Regions from separate parts of the Homo sapiens genome. Here region 2 is linked to region 1. Evidence: read pairs that join two places in POLR2A ChIA-PET (ENCODE). Cell type or tissue: MCF 10A. All regions are shown on one strand. Links, peaks and the distances in the headings refer to the core of each region. The heading gives the core; the rest is flanking DNA. Region 1 overlaps ARHGAP26 (Rho GTPase activating protein 26). Region 2 overlaps ARHGAP26 (Rho GTPase activating protein 26).

Region 1 (8,335 bases), core at 293-8,292:
TAGAATATGCTCATAGATGTGTGTCTTATTTGCCAGAAGGGGTTTTTCCTACAGTGTGAGTAGACCAGTTGTGTGCCCAGGTCCCTGCCTGCGACTCTCTCTCTTTAATCTATGGGTATTAGTATAGTCTTCTCTAGGTGGTTTTGTGTTTTGTTTTGTTTTGTTTTCCTTTTCCTAAACGTAAAGCTGTGGTCTATTCTCAGAATGAGGAGCTTGATGGTTTCTCATGCTCTGTGCTGGGCAGGGACTTAGGTCAGTTATAAGACAGCAAGTCGCTCCTCATATCATAGGCAATGTGTGATGGAAATGGGGCTAGGAGTGAAATGGGAGCAGCCTCTGAGATGAAAACTTTGTGGACAAGAGGAAAGGGAATGATGGGGAAATGCAGGATTTAGAAAGCATCGTAGCAACAAATACAAACCATCAGGAAACCACTGAATATTTTAGTGAGGAAGGAGCTAGATATCAAAGTTATCTGTAGACAGTCAAGGAAGGTTTTCTGAAAGGAAGAGTTTTGAGAAAGATACAAAATGATATGAAGGGTCCCATTCTGGCCCAATAGATAGGAACGGTGGTCTGTGATGGGAGAGTCTCTCTGTGAGTAGCAGTGGGCAGCTCTTGTCTGTAGAACTGCGGAGAGAACTGTAGAAAGGTGATTTAGCCAAACTGAACCTGGAAGACGTTTTCCCTAGAAATTGATTTTTTTCTTGTCTGTGTTTAATATCTATGACTATATAACTTACCAGGTGGTTTCTTGTGTTGGACATTGTGCACCACAACAGCCCAACTAATCTTTAAAATTATATGACACAGGTACTGTCCCTGTTTTACAGTCGAAAGGAAATAAAATTTACATTAAATAGTGTACGCTCAGGGTTACACGGCAACAACGTAGATTTGAACCCTGTCATTCTACCTCAAAGTGACACTGTTAACCAGTCGTTATTTTGCTTTCAAATTGTGGGATGGTTCCCCAGGAGATGCATTCTTTTAGGGTTAGCTGTTGTGACCTAGTCCGCGAACTCTTCCTTATCTCCAAGGGAAAATGTTTCCAGTTCCACTTAAGAACCTGGAGTTCAAAGTTTCATTCAGCTGGGCATCTGCCGGTAAAATGCTGAGGGGCTGGGGTGGAAGTACAAATGGATACATTTGGTAAAGAACTTTCAGGCCAAACTAAATTTGAACCTCATCTAATAATAACAATAAAAATAAAAATAATTATAGCTCTACTTATGTGCCTACTAACCTCATTATCTCGTGTCATCCCCACAATTGATGATAATCCTGTGAGGTAGGTTCTTATATCCACATTTTACAGACAAGTAAACTGAGGTCAAGAGGTTAAGCAGTTACACTGTCAGCAAATGGCAGAGAAGGGATTTGTACCCAGGTAGTCTTCTAGTCTTCCTTCCCTATACTTTGTTATCTCCAAAAGGGTACCTTTGTCAGTTCTTGAGCTACAGAAGTGAAAACCTTGCTAGCCTGAGTTACAGAAGCAATGAAAACCATCTGTTCCAGCTTCCAGGGCTACATGGGGGCAGTTGAACCATATTGAATGGGTACCTCAATGTGCGTCCTGGCAGGCTGCAGCCACGTGACAGTCTCCCCTCCAAATCTAGCACCAACTACACAGAGAGCGATATGTGTTGAATGGTAGCTTTAATATGCTCGGCCAAGCCACTCACGCTCATTTGCGATCACCTTCGAACAGATGGAACGAGGTTTTTCAACTGTGCTCCCAGATGAATGGCAGCAAAGGAGATTACTCTTTAATCTCCAAGTTTCCACACAGATACACCATCCAGCAGAGACTGTACTGGTACATCTAGGTGAAAGGTACTGACACACACGCTGTGCTTTTTCTGGACGACTGTAGAAGGGGGAGCCAGAAGGATTGAAGGGAGCCAGCAACAAGGTCTTGTACCTTATAGATTTCTTCCAAGGGTTTGCAAAGTGACACTTAGGATTTATTCTGTCCCAAATTTTTAGCATTTATACCAAGATGTTGAAATGCGTTTCTTGGAACAGTGGTTCATAGACTTGAGTGTGCATTTGAATCTTGTAGGGAGCTTGTTAAAAATACAGATGCTTGGTCTCCTACCCAGGATATTCTGAGTCAGGAGGTCTTGGCTGGGGCTCAAGCATCTATATTTTTAAAGCACCCTAGTGATACTGATGCTAACTCAATTTAGAGAAGTACTGGCTTGGGAAGGTGGGGACAGTCAGGGTGGCTTGTCTTCTGTCATTAGCAGAACATCTCTTTGAATCACTGTTGGAGTTTGGAGCACCCTGGCATGGTGGTTGAAAGTGGAGGCTCTGCAGTCAGACTGAGATGTTTTAATGTCATCTCTATCACCTACCACTCTGAGACCTGGAGTACGTTACTTTCCTTTTCTGAGCCTCCATTTTCTCATCTGTAAAATCTATCACTAATAATAGCTTCCTTGGAGGGTAATTGCCATGATTAAGTGAGCCAGTATATATAAAGTACTTGACATTGGGCCTAGACCATAGTAAGCACCTAATAAATGTTAGCTACAATTATGATGATTATCATCACGCTGTAGTTGTATCTTACAACTGACTAAGGAAATATCCTTCCCTTTGGAGCCTGCAGATTCCAAAAGAGAGGCCCATATGTGAGGGAAATGCAGATTCCCCCCGGCCCCTGAGACAGCCTGTCTGAGGCTTGAGTGCAAAAACATCAGCAGCCTAGGACACATTGTACAGTGTCGGTGGGGGTGGGGGTGGGGGCAGGAGTGGATTCTTGGGCCTTGTTTTACATGGATCATGTTAACTAGCTGCTGAGATTATAGCTCTGAATAATTTTTTTAGTTCCGTTAATTCATCCTAGACCCTCTCCCAGACAGGCCCAGTGAGAGGTTGAGAATTCAGCTTATATATTTCTCATGTGTGTCTTCCTTGTTGAAAAATGACTGGGAATTCATACTATTCAAAGGCTTACGTAATGCCTTTCTCTGAGCAGTCAAAGCTGTAGCATGTGCCCTTTCTCAGGTTGCCTTTGCAGATCCCGGGTGCCCTGGGCACACCTGTTTGCTTTGGCAGATGACATGTTTATTCACATGGATTCCTGTTGTCACACGGGCTGCAGAAGGTGTGTAATGTGTTTCTTGGGTTAACTATGTGTAATTACTACACGTGACTGAAAACCACGTTGATAATGTGGCTATTAAAAAATGATGCTGTGGAAAGCTGGTGGCAGGAAAAAAGTTCCAGCTAGACCCATTAAATGAAAACAAGCCATTCTAGGCGCATACTTTTGGCACTATCACCAAGTGAACAAAGCAGATACCATTAAGTATGATGTGAGTCTGCTTCGTTAAAAAAGTACATGTCTGTGTGTGTGTATATGTATATATTCCTCTGTGTAGCAGATCGATTGGACATTTACACACCAAAATGAATACAACTGGAGCGTGGCCCATACGGGATATCTGTGTGCAGATGCAAATGCTTTTCTAGACTTTCTAAATTGGAGAGAAATGCATATTTCTTATATATTCACTTGGTTTTAAGTTATTAAAAACAAAACTCCCTAATTGCACCTTTCATGTACTATCTCAAACCCATTTTGCTGTGAGTCATGGTATAAAAGTAGGTGTGTAGTTTCCTTCTAATGAGCAAGAATATAAGCCGTCTGTACGTGGACTCCCTCAGATCCCAGTCAACTGTAAGTTAACGGGAAACCAACTTTTCCTAAAAGCAAGTCTCACATAGAAAAGAGGGCTGTCTTGTGAGTAATACAGTGTCCATTTAACTCTGATCATTCAACCCCCTAGTCAACATTCATCAGAGGCCCATTCCTCCTTTGCGGTTTCTGAAATGGTGTTTTAGGGCCAGTCTTCCTCATTGTGCCTCCACGTCTCTTTCCTGTGGATCAGTGCAATCCCAGGCCACCCACAGTGACTTCCCCATTCTCTCATGAAATTCAGTTTTATTGGCATTTTTTCCCTTTGCAAAGAAAAGGGTTATTACAGGTGCTGCAGGGAGTCAGTCTGTCCACACAGAACCAAAATCAGAAGTCGTTTTGCTGAAGATAATCTGTCAAAGGTTTTAATATCATCTTTCATGTACTATGATCAAAACAACAGATTGACTCTACTTTTCACTTTTTTTTTTTTTTTTTTTTTTGAGACAGTCTTGCTCTGTCGCCTAGGCTGTGGAGTGCAGTGGCACGATCTTGGCTCACTGCAACCTTCGCCTCCCGGGTTCAAGTGATTCTCCCGCCTTAGCCTCCTGAGTAGCTGGGACTGCATGCGCCCGCCACCACGCCCAGCTAAATTTTGTACTTTTAGTAGAGATGGGGTTTCACCATACTGGCCAGGCTGCTAGTCTCGAACTCCTGACCTTGTGATCCACCTGCCTCGGCCTCCCAAAGTGCTGGGATTACAAGCATGAGCCACTGCGCCCGGCCTACTTTTCAACTCAATGTATAGAGTCTATCATCACCCAAACTCCTTTTTAAGATTTTTTTAAAAAAAAAACATTGTCCAAACTGTTTTTATATACCCAAACATATTACGCAGACTGCTTTTTAAGTTTGTTTTTATCATAGGGACTGAGGCTGCTGGGTCAGCCTGAAATGAGACCACCTCAGATTTTAGTGTGGCTTGGCATGTCACTATTATCAGGAACAAGAGCTACAGGGGGTAAAAATTGCTTCAGAAAGTCTGATTCCAAGCTTCCCATGTACTTGGGTATTTCCCAGAGATGGTAAACTCAGAAATTGCTGTGCACTCATCACTTTTTATTGCAAAATTCATTAAGCTGCTGTGCTATTATCATCCCATCTTGTCAAGATGATACATTACAGACTTCATTGCAAAACTTTAACAAGTAGGAGAAAGTACACCTCTCTCCTGACCACAGCACAGGAAAGCCTCTGGGTATTTTGTGTTTGCCTTCCTATTTTTTTTAATATAAATCTCCTTGTCTTTGTAAAACTTCGCTCTGTCTGGTAACTCCCTTTTCTCCTTGTTTGATCATGTGGAGAGTCTGTTCCCTCCTTTTGGCTCTATGAGGCATCCTGAGATGCTGTTAAAGAACAGTCCTCTTGCCTCTTCTTTTTGCCCTCTACTCTTAGGCACCATGGAAAGTTGGGATATTAGCCTGTATTCTGACAGAGTCCCATGCATGGGGGGAAACCTCCCGCAAATGTTTCGTATTTACCCTCCAGCTCTGTGTATTCAGTGAGCCAGACCTGTTCGGGCCTGCCAAGACGTGTGAATTTGGCTTGGCTCTGTGAGTGCTTTCCTGGCCTCGCCTCTGGGTTCTGTGATAAACAGAGCTCCTGCCTCCCCTGTGTGATGGGGTTGCCATTAGAGTGGGTCGGAGTCACTTGGTAAATATGGAAAGTGAAGTCGCTTAGCTCCCAGATTTCCATGGCAACCCCCAGAACAAGTACAATATCACCAAAATTATTCTGCGGCTTTCCTTTTTTAGTTGCAGTGATTTGGTTGCATACTCATGTTTTTCCGTTCCTGATTTGTACAAAAAACAAAAACTCTGCCCACTGTCATCAGTACTTTGGTTTCAAGGACATTTATGGTCCCTGTCTAAAGCACCTGAAAAATTCAGTCACGCAAAACTACCCCTTTCTGTTCCAGCAGCATAAATTTTTGACTGTGTATTATTCCCTTATATTTAATATTTATCTTATAACCATTCACGGAGCCTTAGTGTCAGTGACCCATGGGCTAGGCACCAGGAATGGATGGCTAATGGTGACCTCACCTGCCACGTTAATGGATGCTGTATGGCCAGACAGCATGTCCCTGCCCTCGGGTAGTTTGCATCCTTAAGGACCAAGTTCACATGCAGTTTGTCACTCCTTATAGAACATATGTTTGTGAAAGCACTGCCAATGCATGCTTACCATTATTTGGGGATTTATTTTATCATGTTCTTGTTGCTGAGGTCTTGTTTTCTGTGATTGATACAAAGACAGATTCCTGTTGACAAACATGTTTGAGGCGGGCAAGCATTCTCACTGACTTCAACCAGTTTAGGCATACTCCTGAGTTGTGGGCATTCTTTCCTTTTTGACATGGTCCTCTGTGATCTTGTTGACTTGACTCATAACTAGCTGTTTTTCTTTTGAAGCCCACTAGCCTATAATTTTTTTCCTTCAGCAACATAATTGCCATCAGTCCTTCTTATACCTTCTATGAGGATACCAGAGCTGGATTGAATCATCAGTGACTCAGGGAAGTCTAGCTATGTTATTTGAAGGATTTGCTTAATTTTAATTTTTATTTTTTAAAGTGTCTTCTAGGCTGCCTGTTCTTGTGCGCTTCTGTCAGGAGCAGTACTCATTTGCCTAGCTGATGAAAAACTTTCCTGTTTCGAGTGACATTACGGGATCATTTTTTCTTTATTATTATTATTATTTTTTAAAGGAGGCAGAGTCTTGCTCTGTCACCTAGGCTGGAGTGCTTTGGCACCATCATACCTCACCACAGCCTTGAACTCCCAGGCTGAAGCAGTTCTCCTGCCTCAGCCTCCCAAGTACATGGGACCACAGGTGTGTACCACCAGGCCTGGCTAATTTTTAACTTTTTTTGTAGAGATGGGGGTCTCACTGTGTTTACCAGGTTGATCTCAAACTCTTGGCCTCAAGTGATCCTCCCACCTTGGCCTCTGAAGGCGATGGGATTACAGGCATGAACCACTATGCTTGGCTCATTTTCTCCTTATTTCCTAATTGACTCCAAATGCTGTAAAATTTGTCTTGGTATAGTTTGCTATAACCACTAAAACATTTGATTGGCTGTTGGTCTTATTCTCTACTCTTTCCCTGGAATAATCCTCACCTGCCTACTTACCGTCAGTAAAGATTGTCAGCCTTTTGGCTTTGATCTTCTACCTAGATGTTCTCAGTCTCATTATGTGTTGTCTACAGATGATGAGACCTTTCTTCTACAAAACTGTAGTCGTTTTATAGTCAGGGAATGCCAGGTTTCTGGGTTTTCTTGTCATATGGCCCAGCAAGGGATACCAATAAAGAGTCAGCCTTTCAAGATGCATATTTGGCCCTCTTGGCTGTAAAACTATGAAGCCTTATGATACATTTTTATACCCTCCTTTACTAATGGATAGTAAGGGAGAAAAATAATCTCCTGGTAACATTTTAGAAAGACGAATATACTTTTAGCAAGATATTGTTTTTAGTTTGTAGAATGATAATCCTCTCCTGGAAAAGTAAATATAATCACAGGAGAAATGTGAGCAATAGTTATGCTCTTCTGTTCCCTAAGAATTCTGAGAATTATGCCATGCAAACTTAGCCCTTTAAGCTTCTCAAACTAAAGTTAATACAACTGTTTTTCTTCCTGTCCTGTGAAGCAGTAAATGTCTCCAGTTGAAGCCCAGGGAACCGTCCTCACTCTCTCTCTTTATATGGTAGCCTCCAGTTCCTCATGGTCTTTCGGGCATCTTTGTATGCGTGTCTTGTGAAAAGGAAAATTTTACTGATACTGATTCATACTGATAAATGGCACATCCAATCTCTCAATGATCCCCTTATTATGTAATCTTAGCGTTGTTTTTCTTTCTGGTAGGAAGTTCCCATTTACAGGCCCTGTTAGTCCTCCTACATCTTGGCTCAGTGTAACTCTTTTGGTTTCTCTTTGTTGTCGTTTCTGTTCAAAAACGAAGCTCTTAAAATATGAACAGTTTTAAATCTCAGGCATCAATTCAATCTACTTTTTCCAAATCTACTTTGAGTACAGTAGTCAGGAGCTAGCCTCACAGGGTTTTTCTCTCTCCTGTGGGGCTTTATCTAGGGCATTAAGGATTTGCTAAGATATCAGGGGTATTGGGGTGAATGTGTATGTATTTAACGTGAGGCTTACTCTAGAATCACTTTGTAAGCATACTTTATTTTTACATACATGACTCGTGCAAAGGGAAAAGTATTTTTATGACACATCACCCTCTTAATTGCCTAAAGAGACCTGAGTTCAAATATTGGCCTTTAAATTATCATACCAGTGACTCTAGACTGTACTCTGAGGGATATATTGTAACATACCCCTGACTCGCTGCAAAAAGGTCCAGGATTAGCCTAGATATGATGTTTAAGTGAATTAATTTTCAGAAATATCAGTTGATTTTAATATGGTATATCTGTAATAAATAGGGGACAAGAATCACATTCCACATCTATAATATTTTGCTACAGTAATGGTGGATGCTGGTACCATTTAGCTAAATTATCTCCAAAATTTGTGTTTTCCATTTATGATTCCAAGTTTTTAAAGATGGGAAGAACATAAAGTTCTGTTCTTTGAGCAGTGTTCTGAAGTTTACAAGA
Region 2 (8,335 bases), core at 245-8,244, 55 kb before region 1:
AAGTTACATACCTTGCCCAAAGTCACACTGCTACCAAGTTTCAAAGTCAAGAATTGTATTCATGTTTCTGGCTGAGTCTTGAGCCTATTTTGTTCTCACTATACTGTAGCCGCACATAAGCGTAATTACAGATCTGAAACCAAGAAGATGGGAGTTGTATATAGCTCACTTTAGACATACCTCTCCTTCTAAAGTATTTTATTTCTCTTTGAATTTCATAAAATAAGATTATTCATTTTCAAATCACAAAAGCCTAACTGATGTTTTCCCATGGCTTCTGTTTAAAAGAGTTTTCCTTTTCTACAGAACGTCACGGGTTTTTGAGTTTAAAAATGAAGGGAAGAGGTTGATGTAGCTCATTTTTATTTTGGTATTCATAGCTAAATATCATATTCTTTAAGCAAAGATTGTCACTGTAGAGTGACATTTTGCATTTTGCTGGACCATATCGATGAGTTAGAGCTACCAAGAATCTCAGCCGAGTATAATACAGCAGTCGAAGGCAGTCTCTATGTATCTTGGGGAAGCTAGAGCTGGAGACTTTTTCTTCGTCTTCTTCCTTTTTCTTTTTCCCATTAGTCACAGGTGTCATTGTTTCCTAGCTATGAGCTAGTTTACATTATTAGGCCACGGATCACTTCCTCTGGAAACTGGTTTACCATGCAGATATGATCCTAAAATTCCGGCTGTATTTCTGCTCAAGCATACATCGCAGTAACCGGCCTAATGATCAGTTTTACTCCTGCCAAATTTATCTTTGTCTCGTTTTCTCCCCCTTTGCTCCACTCAGGCATACCTTGTGAGATGAGAGAGCAAGTCTTATGTCTCTTAATATCTCCAGCATCCATTCTGTTGACCACATCATAAGAGCACAGTAAATATTTTTTGAGTGGAGAAGAATTTCCTGTTTAAGCTTTTTTACTTCTTTTTGTTGTTGTTTGGAGACAGAGTTTCGCTCTTTTTGCCCAGGCTGAAGTGCAGGGACACAATCTTGGCTCAATGCAATCTCCGCCTCCTGGGTTCAAGCGATGCTCCTGCCTCAGCCTTCCAAGTAGCTGTGATTACAGGCACCTGCCACTACACCCGGCTAATTTTTGCATTTTTAGTAGAGATAGGGTTTCACCATGTTGCCCAGGCTGGTCTCAAACTCCTGAACTCAGGTGATCCATCCACCTCTGCCTCCCAAAATGCTGGGATTATAGGCATGAGCCACTGCACCCAGCTGCTTTTTTATTTCTTAACTCCGATTCAATATATCTTTCTCCCATCTTATATCTCAGACTTATCCCTCTAATAAGAAAACCTTGAGATACTTCATTTGCAAAGGTTGAGTTTCAAGTCATTATATTACGTGTCATAAAAATTAAGGCATGATTTTAGAGCAAACAGTGTTCTTCAAGATAAGAGGAGACACTCTTTAGTTCTTTCCACTTTAAAGCATCTGCAGGCTCTCGCCGTCCACGTCATTGACTTTTATATGATGCCACCAGCTCATCCGGATGCATTCAAAGTGTGGTCAAAACTATAATTGAGTGGGAATTTAACAACCTTCAAAAGACTCTGCCTTAATGACCCGACTGTAGGGGACAGATTAATTTTCAGTAAGATTTGGGATCATAACTGTGGTCACAGTATTCCCTGCCATTAAAACTTAATCCTAGTTTAAAAAATTAAAAAATAAGTTTTTCACTATATGCTATTAAAATAGAAAAAAGAGAACAAGAACCAGACAGATTTAGCTGTCTGTGCCCAGCCATGAGCTCTAGATTCTCATCACTCTGTGCTGATTGATTGGCAATGGCTCATAGAAATGAATTTGGAATGCATGGAAAAGCTGCTCACCCTCTTTTTGTTCCCTTGAGCGGAATGCATGGGGTGCTTATGGGAAATCTGGCAGAAGAGCAGGGGAAGGTTTATGGCCTGAGTTTCCACAGATTTGGAGGGAGGCGTGTTTTTAACCAAAAGGGAGCCCTGCCCTTTTTACTGCCCTACTTACAGGGAACTCTGCCCTCTCCAGCGTGGCATACAAAGACATCTTGTGATCTGGACACTGCTTCCTCTCCAGCCTCGCCTGTCTCCACTCCATGCCAAAGGCTCGCTGCTTTGGGAATAACCAGCTGCTTGTAGGGCACACAGTCACACCTCTTTGCCTTTGCTTATGCCAACATCTCCGTTAGAAATACTTTCTCCGCTGGGCGCGGTGGCTCATGCCTATAATCCCCACACTTTGGTGAGGCCGAGGTGGAAAGATCACGTGGTCAGGAGATGGAGACCATCCTGGCCAACGTGGTGAAACTCCGTCTCTACTAAAAATACAAAAATTAGCTGGGCGTGGTGGCGCGTGCCTGTAATCCCAGCTACTCAGGATGCTGAGGCAGGAAAATTGCTTGAACCAGGGAGACGGAGGTTACAGTGAGCCGAGATCGCGCCACTGCACTCCAGCCTGGGCAACAGAGCAAGACTCCATCTCAAAAAAAAAAAAAAAAAAAAAAAGAAACGCTTTCTGCACGGGTAGAGTTTCCTCTCCCTCACCCCATGCGTTGTGCGAATTGTGGTCCCGGCCCCGGAAACTCTTGATTCGCTTGTTTTTCTTCCTCTCTGTTAGAGGACAAGCTTCTTGATGATAGGCCCCAGTGTCTATCACATCATTTGTCCCACTCGGCCTGGCCTGCAGTAGGTGCTTCATAGAACATCCTCTGGTGGCAGATAGTAGGGGAGACATTCACCAGTTAGTCTCATATACATATGTGATGAAAAACAGAGGCAGAGCATAGGGTCTCTAATTTGGGGATAGGGGAGGTGGGTAATGTAAAGAAATTGAGAAATTAGTTGAGAAAAAAGAGGGGGACAAGAGGGAAGAGAGTTCCAGTTAATGGCATGTGTGAAGGCAAGCAGTGTCACAGGAGTACAGAGAGGAAAAGGTCAAGGTACAGATTAGCTTAGGAGAACGCGACAGAGGCAATAATGTAACTGCATATGATGATGAATTTTTAAGCCAGATAATTAGTCTGAGTTTTATAACTAGGCAGGCAACACTGAAAGTCAGAGCTGACTCTATTCATGCTGTCCCTGTCCCAGACTTTGAGGATAGCGGCAGCAGATGCAGAGCGCTCCACAGCATTGGTTCAGTTAAACCAAGTGTTTATCCATCTGGTTGGATTTGAGTGAGTGCCAAAAGTTAGCTGAGGATTCCCAGCCCTGAAGTGGCTGTGGGTACGAGGAAGGAAACAAACCTCCTTAACCGAAAGAATGTCCTGAATTTCAAACTCATTGGAAACCATCTTGGTTGCTCAGATTGTCTTACTTTTTAAAAAATGGTTTCTTATAATATTTAAATAGTTTTAGCTACATTTTCCCTATTATGCAAGGAAAGGTTTGACTTCCTAAGGCTGATAGATTTCCCATTAATAATTTTTTTCACAAAGAAACAAGGCAAAACCCTTGTTTTTATCCTAGTCTTTGACTGTCAGAGCTGGCCTTTCAGGGTTCCTTATGGTATCTGCTAATGGTGGCTTCTATCACCTGTAAAAGAACAGGAGTTGATCAGATCTTGTCATCAGATATGATGATAAGAAAAATGTTGGAAGAATGTTTTTCTCTCCAGAGTATCTGGAAAAAGAATTATTCCAGATGGCTATATTAAGTTGCATATAGCCATTCAAGGAACTAGAAAACTTCCAGTCCCCTCTGGCATTACTAAAATGACACAAACCCATTGTTGATCATTTTTCTAGAATTTTGACTGTGGGGGAAATAAACTTGGGCCTCCATCTTTATTTTTAGAGTCTTATACAAGCAACTTTTGCCAGCACACTTGGTTGGGTTCCTGAAGAGATGAGAAAGTAAGAAGTTGCTTCAACGAGCCATAAATTGGGAAATAAACTTGGGACTCCATCTTTATTTTTAGTGTATCATGTAAGCAAGTTTTGCCAGCATACTTGTTTGGGTCCCTGAATAGATGAGAAAGTAAGAAATGACTTCAAGGAGCCATAAATTCTAATCCTGGGTTCCTTTCACCTTGGACATTCTAGTCTGAAGAGTGAAATGCTCACTGCTCTAGGGTTTATTAGCTGGAGATTGAGCCAGTCTGCCTTGTATTAGTCAAGATGTTTTCTGTCTTTCTTAGCACTTAAGGCTGCTGGTGAGATGCTTTGGCTATAAATTTTCTTGTCCAGCCTAAGTCCACATCTTGAGTCTTCCCTCTCGCTCAGGGGTCTTATTACTACAGAACTAACTTTAGTTGATATGGAGGGGGGCCACTGGACATGACTGGTTCTTCCAGCACTCAGATATCCATGAATGTCTGCAGCCACATTAAAGTTTTGGATCCTCCCCGCCTACCCCCTACCTCCACTGTCTCAAATATTTATTGATATCGCCCATTTGGTGCAGCTCCCGCAATTCAGTCTGCTGAGTTTTACGAGCTTGCTAGATCATGTTCCAAAAAGATTCCCAAGCACTAAAGTGTTTGCCAGGGTCCTTGGCATTGTGACTCATGTGTGTTATCAGGGGCCTCAAATATACTATGCCTTAAGATTTGTGCAGAATTCAGAGTGTAGTCACTACCTCTTTAGAGTCCAGACTTCTCTGCTAATGAGGACCTGCTGAGGCATCAAGACATTAAATATGATTCCTTACATGCATTCAAATTAAGGTGTTGTAAGCCTCCCCTGTTTTCTCACACTGTGGGAAGCCAGAGCTGTTGCCACTTGTGCTATAAGAACTTGGTTCTTTCATTGGAATTAAAGGAATTTGCCCTTCAGCAACTATAAAAGGATGAGTATCTAACTGTTGTGTTTGTTTGGAAAGCAGTTTAGTGCCAGACAGGCATGCCTAATAGAGTTCAGGAGACTGCAGTCCCTCCTAACCCTTTTGTTTACTCATGGCCAAATTTAGTATATGCCAGCCCCTAACATCTGGCACTGTGCTCCCCATACCCTCTCCATTGCAGCCATAGTAGCCTTCGAGTTCTTCAGACATGCTCTCCTCCTCTGACCCTAGGGCTTTTGTCTGTTACCTATGCCAGAATACTCCTCCTCATCTAATTAACCCTGGCCCATTCTTTTTTTTTTTTTTTTTTTTTTTTTTGAGACGGAGTTTTGCTCTTGTTGCCCAGGCTGGAGTGCAATGGTGCGATCTCGGCTCACCGTCCACAACCTCCGCCTCCCAGGTTCAAGTGATTCTTCTGCCTCAGCCTCCCGAGTAGCTGGGATTACAGGCATGTGCCACCACGCCTGGCTAATTTTGTATTTTTAGTAGAGACGGGGTTTCTCCATGTTGGTCAGGCTGGTCTCGAACTCCTGACCTCAGGTGATACACCCGCCTCGGCCTCCCAAAGTGCTGGGATTACAGGCATGAGCCACCACGCCTGGCCTATCCTGGCCCATTCTTTAGAAGAGTGAGTCCTTCTCAAACATGAATCACCTGGGAAGCTTGTTAAAATGCAGGTTCTTCATTAGGGCTGGAAGGGTCCTGGGATGTGGCACTTCTAAAAGGTCTCACATAAAGCTGGTGCTACTGTTCCTCACGGAATCCTTCCCTAGTCTTCAGTTAAGTCAAAAGTTCCCCATTTTATGTGCTTCTGAGATTATATATCTGTCCTTCATAGGGCATTCTTCACAATTGCATATTTCCTTTTACTTGTGCCATTTTCTGATTAATGTTCATCATTTACACTAAACTGTAAGCCCTATGTGTGCAGTGACCACCTGTGATCTTTGCTCACGCTTTTGTTTTCAGAACTTGTTATAGTGGGACATATACGGTTGTACTATATATGTACTAGGATATACAGGTGAGTAGATGATGGTTGTATTGGCTGTTGACAGAATGGTTAAATATATTGTTCTGAGATGCCATGATGATCATAAAACTCAGGGGTTTGGACCAAATTGTTAAAAAAAAAAAGTGGTTATGTCTTTATTATTTTCAAGGTAAGGACCTCCTATAACATTTAAATTTCATGTGAAGCAGAAAGAACCCAAGATAATCTGAGACTGAAAAAAACTCATGATAATGCTGTAAATAAAGTTTCGGTGCCGCAAAAGGAATAGCACTCGAATATAAAATTTTCTTTATAATTCTCAGCAAGGCAAGTTACTTCTATAGAAGGCTGCGACCTTACAGATGGAGCAGCGGTGAGCGCACACTTTGGCAAGGGAGGGGAAGGGGTTTTTATCCCTGACATATGTGATCCCTGCCGCTGTGTCGTTCCCCTATTGGCTAGGGTTAGACTGTACAAGCTAAACAAATTCCGATTGGCTAATTTAAAGAGAGTGACGGGGTGAGTGGTTTGGCGGGAAAAATGGTTATGACAGAGCAGATAATCGGAATGAGTCAGGGGGTAGCAGGTAATGGGAATGAGTCAGGGTGGAGCAGGTAATTGGAATGAGTTAGGGTGGAGTAGGTAATCGGAATGAGTCAGGGTGGAGCAGGTAATTGAAAAAGGTTGCTTTACGAGGAAGTTAAGTTTAAAAGTAGAAGGCAAATAATTGAACATACTGACGTACTGATTCTTTGAAAATAAATTTAAAACTTATATCTAACAATCCCTCCTCTTGCATTTCCTTACAGCTTTCTTTTTAAACTTTTTAACGTGTCTTGGCTTAGTTGTTTTGCTGGATTTTCCAAAAGAAGAAGCTTCTCTGGATAAGGTGGAGGATAGTTAAGGGAGGTTTTAGTAAGTGCCATTTTTATGAGCCTCTGCACCAACCCACGGATGCATAGTGTGACACAGCACCCGACAAGAATAAGTACACCCATTATGGCTGCGAGGGAAGTAAGAATTGAGGCTATTATTCTTTTCCATTTACCGAACTACTTTCTATTCATGCTGTAAAGGGGTCATTTACCCCTGAGTTGTTGGCTAACTCATTGGACAGAGCAGTCAGACCTTGTAATGCCTTTGTTATACTTCCATCAGGGGTGGTGGTGTTTTGGGATGAAGGTACAACACTGAGTTTTAATCACGATACAAACTCTTCCTCTTTTTGCTACTATCATGTCTAAGGCTATCCTGTTTTCCCAAGCCATCTGGCTAGTGGCCCCTAATTGCTTAGCTATTCCTTTAACAACATCTCTAGTGTAGTTAGTAAATCACTGTTGGTTGTAATAGATCTAGTTTATCCAATCTACATTTTTATTAATTTTCACTCACCAAAATATTGACTCAAATTCTGCAGCTATTTTATTTCGGGCTTGAAATTGTTCTGGTATTCCCCATGGGACTCTAATTGTGTCTAAATAGACGTAAGAGTTGAAAGACCCATAAGGGCCTTCTCTCGCTTCACGATGTCTTATTTTTTTCTTTTTCTGGTTGATGAAATGCCAGGGTGAAAGGGATAGCCAATTGGACTAAAGCATAAGTGCCACTCCAGTTATTCGGCAGAGTGTCCAGTAAAGGTCCACCACAATACCACCACACATCCGTTTGGGGATGAACAAGGGCTGACTGATTGATGAGCTCTTGAAAATTCTTAAGCTCACTGCATCCTTTCAGGTCTCCAAGGAACACTAAGTTTCCTCCCTGTCGTGAACTTAGTGTTGGGAGACGGAAGCTGGATGGCCCTTGGGGGCTGACCCGCAGGGTGCCGGACTTCGGGATATAGCAGAGAGAGAGCGTGGCATGACTTGTTACTCCAGGCTGTAGAATCCTGGGAAAGAGCTACCATGCAGCCCATGCCCGGTTGACTGGAGGACCACCCTAGTGGAAAGGGGACAGTCTGGGCCTCTGGCCTGCTGTGCGCACAAGCATAACAATTGCTTTTGTTTAACGTGTGAATGGAATATTTGATCCATTCCAACCAGGCATTTGCATCTTGGTATCCTGTCTTAATTGCCAAAGTTTGTTTTAAGTCTTTAACTTCTACGATAGCTATCTCAGTCGTGTCATTAGATGGAGAAGGAGCAATTGTTCCCTTGTGAGAAGTTTTGGAAGAAGGCTTAGAGGAAGGTGCAGGTGGCGGGGGATCAAAGAAACGCATTTCAAATAATCTAATAGGGTCTGTCCCTGAAACCTCAGCCCCCATAGAAGAAGGGAACTGGCTTAGAAAAGGGGGAGAACTTGAGGGTTTGAGATAATAACCTGTGTAGAATTACACTGGGTTAGCTGATGGGGGAGGGCTGTCCCTCTAGTAAAATGAATGTATGGTTTTAGGAAATTGCAAAAACCTGTTGGCAATTCATTCTTGCTCTTTAGTGGTCCGCAGAACATTGGACCAACTACATCATAAAAGCTTTACATTGGGGAGCAAGACTCCTGGTTGATACTGGGGTCTTTATCGAAATCTCCCCAGATTAAATGGTCCCAATTCACTAATGCCCAGTCTTAGGAGAC

What was found. ChIA-PET counts read pairs that join two places held together with the same protein. Peaks named below come from ENCODE experiments on the same cell type or tissue, not always from the same donor. Only the 100,000 strongest peaks of a DNase experiment are listed, where the experiment ranks them.
Region 2: POLR2A ChIA-PET joins it to region 1 with 18 read pairs; 3 of 35 experiments call an interaction of 5 or more read pairs at or near these places.

The regions. Positions count from the first base shown.
Region 1 is chr5:143,138,005-143,146,339 of GRCh38, forward strand. All of the region lies in intron 19 of ARHGAP26 (Rho GTPase activating protein 26), which reads left to right. Among named protein-coding and RNA genes, the nearest start is that of ARHGAP26-IT1, 50 kb to the right of the region's middle. In MCF 10A, for the core only: no CTCF peak of the experiment used is centred there; DNase peaks (open chromatin) are centred at 3,057, 4,817 and 5,227.
Region 2 is chr5:143,082,575-143,090,909 of GRCh38, forward strand. The region is part of intron 17 of ARHGAP26 (Rho GTPase activating protein 26); the gene reads left to right. Among named protein-coding and RNA genes, the nearest start is that of ARHGAP26-IT1, 110 kb to the right of the region's middle. RefSeq lists an enhancer at 7,516-8,107. In MCF 10A, for the core only: no CTCF peak of the experiment used is centred there; a DNase peak (open chromatin) is centred at 4,727.